Linked DNA regions of Homo sapiens: region 1 is linked to region 2. A link is a loop called in an ENCODE intact Hi-C map of the cell type or tissue named here. Cell type or tissue: endothelial cell of umbilical vein. All regions are shown on one strand. Links, peaks and the distances in the headings refer to the core of each region. The heading gives the core; the rest is flanking DNA.

The links. Peaks named below come from ENCODE experiments on the same cell type or tissue, not always from the same donor. Only the 100,000 strongest peaks of a DNase experiment are listed, where the experiment ranks them.
Region 1: it touches region 2 in a loop (10-fold over the local background); 1 of 110 quality-filtered maps calls a loop at or near these places.

The regions. Positions count from the first base shown.
Region 1 is chr1:112,867,903-112,870,402 of GRCh38, forward strand. All of the region lies in intron 1 of LINC01357 (long intergenic non-protein coding RNA 1357), which reads left to right. It overlaps LOC105378911 (a long non-coding RNA gene), which reads right to left and starts at 482. Exons shown (of 3, transcript XR_001738192.2): 1 at 386-482. RefSeq lists a silencer at 1,445-1,739. In endothelial cell of umbilical vein, for the core only: no CTCF peak of the experiment used is centred there; DNase peaks (open chromatin) are centred at 739 and 1,519; H3K27ac peaks cover 2,308 bases.
Region 2 is chr1:112,387,251-112,391,821 of GRCh38, forward strand. It overlaps a transcript of CTTNBP2NL not described here. Among named protein-coding and RNA genes, the nearest start is that of CTTNBP2NL, 6.7 kb to the right of the region's middle. In endothelial cell of umbilical vein, for the core only: no CTCF peak of the experiment used is centred there; a DNase peak (open chromatin) is centred at 1,401; H3K27ac peaks cover 2,473 bases.

The DNA.
Region 1 (2,500 bases), core at 1-2,500, 480 kb after region 2:
ACTTCCCGGGTTCAAGCAATTCTCCTGCCTCAGCCTCCCAAGTAGCTGGGACTACAGGCACGCGCCACCACGCCCAGCTAATTTTTTTTTGTATTTTTAGTAGACACAGGGTTTCACTATGTTGACCATGCTGGTCTTGAACTCCTGACCTCCTGATCCGCCCACCTCAGCCTCCCAAAGTGCTGGGATTACTGGCGTGAGCCACCCTGCCCGGCCCTGAAATAAAAAAAAATAATTTTTTTTTTTTAAAAAGAGTTTGAGGCCTTGTGTACCTTGAGTTAAAGAGGCCTCTAAAGGAGAACCTGGGGGATTCCAAATCTGACAGCTACAATTTTGCACAAAGCCTTACTCAATGTTCTCCACTCATCACCCCCTTTCTTTTTACCTGCTTCCCTTGTCTTCTGCTCTTCTCCTCTCCTGGCGAGTTGGTGTTGGTTGTTGTCAGGAAGCCTCAGCTCCTCACAATGGGAACTCCCCAGAGGGCTCCTTGAATGTCCTCATGACATGGCGCCTAACTCCCACCAGAATGAGAGATCCAGGAGACAGTGAGAGGGAAGCCACCAAGCCTTTAGGTCCTAATCTCTAAAGTCACTGTAGGGGAGAAAATTAGCATCTTTATCTAGTATCACCCTAGGTTTGTGGCAGAGATCCCTATAACAAAATATTAAATACAAGAGAAAAGCATACAAATTTATTTAATAAGTTTTACATCATATGAGAGACTTAATAAGGAAATGAAGACCCAAAGAAACAGAAAAAAAACGGTATTTTTATGCTTAGGTTCGTGTAGAGTGGACTATCATACAGTATGATTGGACAAAAGTGGGTATGATCTAATAGAATGAGACCACCACTTCTCCTGTTGTCCTTCCCAGCTTCTCCCCAACCTCCCCTTTTCCCTAGTTTATAAGACAGGAGAAAAGGGAGAAAGCAAAAAGTTGGAAAGAAACAGAAATAAGATAAATAACTAGACGACCTTGGCGCCACCACCTGGCCCTGGTGGTTAAAAGAATAATAATAATAATAATAATATTAACCCCTGACCAAAACTACTAGTGTTATCTGTAAATTCCAGACATTGTATGTGAAAGCACTGTAAAACTTTTTGTTCTGTTAGCTGATGTATGTAGCCCCTAGTCACGTTCCTCACACTTACTTGATCTATTACGACCTTTTCACGTGGACCCCTTAGAGTTGTAAGCCCTTAAAAGGGCTAGGAATTTCTTTTTTGGGGAGCTCAGCTCTTAAGACGCGAGTCTGCTGACACTCCCAGCCCAATAAAAACCTCTTCCTTCTTTAATCCGGTGTCCTAGGAGTTTTGTCTGCGACTTGTCCTGCTACAGTAATGGTAACAAACTGGAGAGAACTTAACAAGGCCTGTTTATTCACAGCTTCTTGGCATCTCTGCGTCTTCATTCTTTTCTTCTGGGTATAGGAAGGAGGCCCTGCAAATAGGGTCTTATGACCTTATTTTGTAAGAAGGTCAGAGAATTCTTTTAGGGCCTGCTTCATGGGAGAAAGTCAGGGGAAGGTCAGAGAGACCTTCCCTGTTAAACCTTCCCCATAGTGTTAACAATAATTACATGCCAGGCTTTAGATAAAAGTATAGATTAAGCATTAGTCAGGTTGTCCTATGACTCATTTCCCTATAGCCTCTTATGGACCATGTAGGCCAGGACATAAACCATGAATTTACTTATTGTTCTTGTAGATAGGAACTTTGACTTTAGGAGCCTTACAACTTTTCATTTGAGATGTTTTTCAGAACTAACGCCAATGAGTCCAAAGACCACACCAAGGAACCAAGTCGGTCTGAGAATGCAGTTTCTTCAGCTGGGCGCGGTAGCTCACGCCTGTAATCCCAACACTTTGGGAGGCCAAGGCGGGCAGATCATGAGGTCAGGAGTTCGATACCAGCCTGGCCAACATGGTGAAACCCCGTCTCCCCTAAAAATACAAAAATTAGCTGGGCGTGGTGGTGTGCACTTGTAATCCCAGCTACTGGGGAGGCTGAGGCAGGAGAACGGCTTGAACCCAGGAGGCAGAGGTTGCAGTGAGCTAAGATCGTGTCACTGCACTCCAGCCTGGGTGACAAACAAGAATCTGTCTCAAAAAAAAAAAAATGCAGTTTCTTCACCTCCATCCTATGACATCACCCTTCACTCTTTGAACAATCGACACCTTGGCCCACTACTCGTCCAAACCCCTTAAGGTCTCTAGACCCAAACTCTTTGAAGAGGTGGTTTTGAGGTTTCTTCTCATCTCATTTGGTGGCCTTACAATTAAACCTCTTTCTCTGCTGCAACCTGGAGTCTTGGTGCATTGACTTTCTGCATATCAGGCAACACACCCAGCACAATCACCCCTGCACATGCTGTTTGTCCATTCAGTTCTTCAGCTTGAATTCTTTTTTTTTGAGATGGAGTTTCACTCTTGTTGCCCAGGCTGGAGTGCAATGGTGTGATCTTGGCTCACCGCAACCTCTGTCTACCGAGTTCAA
Region 2 (4,571 bases), core at 1-2,500:
ATTTGAGGCTATAACTTTTTCCTACTCTTCATCCATGTCTGCAGGCACATGACCTAGATCTAGCCAATAAAAGCAGCCTATCCCTGGCCACGATGACTGGTTCAGGGATGAACACACAGTCCAAGCAGAGCCAAGGAGATAGTGGGATCTTTCTCCCACTTCTGGAAAAGAGCAGGTGCTCTTTCCTATTGAATACGACAAGATATGAAGCCTGAGCTACTGTGCTTATTGCCAGCTGAGGAAGAATGCCTGTCTAAAACAGAACCAACACAGAGGAAGCAAAGTTGAGAGACACAGGGATAGAAACCTGGTCCTGGCTGGGTACAGTGGCTTGCCCCTGTAATCCCAGCACTTTGGGAAGTGGAGGTGGAAGAAGCACTTCAGGCCAGGAGTTCGAGACCAACTGGGCAACATAGTAAAACTACAAAAAATTCAAAAATCAGCCAGGCCTGGTGGCTCACTACCTGGGAGGCTGAGGCAGGAGGATTGCTTGAGCCCAGGAGTTGGAGGCTGCAGTGAGCTATGATCACACCACTTGCTCTGTCACTCCAGCCTGAGTGACAGAGCAAGACCAGAAAGAAAGACAGAGAGAGAGGAAGGAAGGAAGGAAGGAAGGAAGGAAGGAAGGAAGGGAGGGAAGGAAGGAGAAGAAGGAAAGAAAGAAGAAGGAAAGAAGAAAAAGAAAGAGAGAGAGAAAGGAAGGAAGGGAGAGAAAGAAAGAGAAAGAAAGGAAGGAAGGGAGGGAGGGAGGAAGGAAGGAAGGAAGGAAGGAAGGAAGGAAGGAAGGAAGGAAGGAAGGAAAAAAGAAAAGAAACGAAACCTGGTGGTCCTGGTAACATTTTTGAGAAAACTGATCAAGCCTCATCTGAGGTCAGACTATTCCTGGACTTTCCTATTGTATGCGCCAATAAAAATCCTTTTGCCATTTTGGATAACGATTTCTGTCCCTTACATCTGGAGTCCCGATGATGATGTAAGATAGGGATTTGAGTTATTTTATTTGGAAAGCATGGCTGCAGAAAGCAGGAGTACCTGGGTCCATGAGTTACGCAAGTCTACCTCCTTTCAAGACTGAGTGCCCTGAGGTCCAAAGCCTGTGTTAGTTATCACTGCAATGTTAACAGGCATTCAATGATTATTTTTAGGAATAAAAGGAGGACAAGAAAAAGGCAAGTGGAAGAAAGAAAAGGGGATGGGAAATGTATAAACTCCTCCCAAGAAAGCGGGTCACCTGGTCACTTTGTTCAGGGCAGACTGGTCCTGCAGGAGCCCAGCAGGAGCATGAAGCAGGAAATGAGGGCACAGAAGCATCCAGCACCAGACTGTTCCAAAGGGCCATTTACCAGGAAATTGCCTAGAAATGACGGTGCAGCCATAACCGGGTCATTAGTTTCCCTACAAATATTTCTCCCTTTTGTGTGCAACAAGGACCCATTCAGCCAACTGTGTGGTGCTTCAGCTGAAATAACAGACCAGAGGAAATGTGTAATTGGCTTTCATCAAATTGAAACTGTAAGGCAGCCTAGCCAAGCTGAAGCTCTGTCTCTGGCCCTAGCACAGAAATTATTTTCTGCTTAATGTGAGGTTATATGTGGGAAAGAAGGGGAAATAGAGGGGAAAAAGAAAGAGGACCAGCCTTTGGGTCAGCTTCAGCCCTTCTGGCAAGGCTACTCAGAGCTTTGTCTTAACAGCCAACAAGGACAGAAAAGGAATCTGGCTCCAGACTTTTGGAGAGGAAGGGACCTGGGACAGAGGAAGAGAGGCAGTAAGGGGAGGGGTGGGAAGAGAGGGAAGGAGTTACTCTTTAATGAAATAAGGTAACTTACAAATTAGTTTTTAAAAAATAGTTCCCAACTGATATCTTTTCCCACCAGACTATTTATGTGAAATTTACACCTCAAAATAACAAACATAACGTCAACCAGTTTGCCAACTTACCACCTGGCATATGTGATGGTAACACATTTAATAATTATTTAATAATTTTAATAATTTAATAAAATGTAATCAATAATTTAATAGAGAAAAGTGAAAAAGAAAATTTGTGACTCACCCAAAGGGACATAAAGCATTATTCCAGGGACCTATGACTAATCTATATTTTGGGTGTGAGGGGAACTTTGTTGAATGATTTGGGAACTCTGTGGTATAGCTTATATATTTCCAGTAATTTTTTTTTTTGAGAAGGAGTCTCACTATGTTACCCAGACTGGTCTTGGACTCCTGGACTCAAACAATCCTCCTGTCCCAGCCTCTCAGGTAGCTGGGACTACAAGCACACTCCACCGTGCCCTGCTTATTTCTGGTAATTTTCTATCTGGAATTTTCTCTCTCATCTACTTCCAGGAATTTTCCATCTACCTTTCCTTTTAGGTCTCTTTGAGCTTTGCATTTCCCGTCCTGGCCCATCAGCTTCAGGGGAACATGTGAGTTCCACACAGAATTACTGGAGGGAGACAGGACTCAGCTCCTCTGAAGGCCCTCCCCGGGGCCCCTGACAGCAATATTGTTGTGCAGTTCCCATAGTGCTGCTCTGGTCATGTGCTTCCCTGAGCAAATTGTCCCCAGGATCCTTTGGACTTCTGCCTTGGTGTTTTCATTGCCATCATCTCAGGTTGAGAACTCCAAAAGACCACATGACAATGGTTTCCTGGTCCTCAGGAAGAACTGCCGAGCAGCAGCAGTAATGGAAAGAACATTGAGTCACACAGGCCTGGGCCCGAGTCCCACCTCTACCACCCACCACCTCCATGAGGCCATGGCGGAATAGAAACAGTGTGGGACTGGAAACGGGAGGACCTCGCTGTGTGACCTCAGGCAGCTTCTCAGTTATTCCTTTCTTACACTAAAATCTCAGTTACCTCATCACTAAAATGAAGATTATGATCACCACTTTAAAGTGTTGCTGTGGGGATTAAAAGAAATCATATGCCTGGTGTGGAGTAGGCACTAATTAATTGGCTAATGTTGCTATCATATTGTTATTGTTATTATGTGACCTTGGGGAAGACACTTAACCTCTCTGAACTTGCTTTCTCTTCTGAAAAACTAGAAGTAATAAAAATTACCTCTCAGGATTGTAGCAATAATTATATATGCAAAGGTTACAAGGATTGTTTATGTCACATATGTACCTGGTAGGCACCCAATGTTAGATTTCTATCCCTCTCACTTCTGGACTTCCCCTAATGCAATCTAGGATAAGAGTTTAAAGCTTCCGGCTGGGCGCGGTGGCTCACGCCTGTAATCCCAACGCTTTGGGAGGACGAGGTGGGCAGATCACTTCAGGTCAGGAGTTCGAGACTAGCCTGGCCAACATGGTGAAACCTTGTCTCTACTAAAAATACAAAAATAAATTAGCCGGGAGTGGTGGCAGGCGCCTGTAATCCCAGCTACTCAGGAGGCTGAGGCAGGAGAATCGCTTGAACCCGAGAATCGCTTGAAGCAGAGGTTACAGTGAGCCGAGACCGGCGCCATTGCACTCCAGCAACAGAGCGAGATTCCGTCTCAAAAAAAAAAAAAAAAAAAAAAGAGTTTAAAGCTTCCATCATGGCCAAGCTGGCCCCTACATTTTGCCAAACACCAAAGAATCTGTCTGTCCCTGAGGTGGATTTTTGAGCTGCCAGTCCTTGGAGTCCCCACCTGCTGTGCTGTCAGCCCACACCCTTAAAAGGAAAAACTGTGTTGGGCGGGAGGCATCAGAGGGACGGTCAGAAAGGAAGCCGACGGCTGCAGGATTCACTATTCGACACTAGGGGGCACAATAAGCTCGGGAACACTTTAGGGCCACACCCAGAAATCTCGTTTCCTGGTGCCCGAGTCTCCCCAGATAGGGCAGATCCAAGCAAGAAGAGAACGTTTAAGGACTGCCCAGCAAATCCTTTGTGGGAACAAATGATGGGAGAAAATGCAGAAATGCAGGGGGCAGTGGAGGGCACACCTTGCCTTCGGCTTCAGCCTGGTCCGGGGCTTGGAGAGCCCTCTCTGGCTTTCAGACTTTGACCTCCTCATCAACCCCGGGGAGAAGGGGTGGGGTCGGGAAGCGTGAGGAAAAGGAGATAGTGAAGACAAGCCAGAAGAAAGAAAGCATTTCTTTTCATCACTTTTCCCATTCATTTCAACTTCTACATCTAGCTCACTCAGCACTCAGCATCTTAATAAGTCCCAGTCCAGTGGGCCACAGCTAGAAGGAGCCTTATGGAGTCCCAGATGTTTAGTTGGAGCCTAGGACTCAGAGAAGAGGATTGAGCAAGATCTCCCAGGTAGCTAATACTTCCATGTACATCAGATCGCTTGGATACTGACAACCACCTGGTCTTGTAGACAGGAGCTATTATCTCATTTAACAAATGAGGAAACAAGTTCAGGTAAGTGCCCATAGCTCTCCTCCTAGCTACTAAGCCTTCATTGCCACCCACTATTCCCGCTTCTCTTGCTTTCCCTTGTTTTAAAATCAGTCCAGGCCGGGCGCGGTGGCTCCTGTAATCCCAACACTTTGGGAGGCCGAGGCAAGTGGGTCATTTGAGGTCAGGATTTCGAGACCAGCCTGGCCAACATAGTGAAACCCTGCC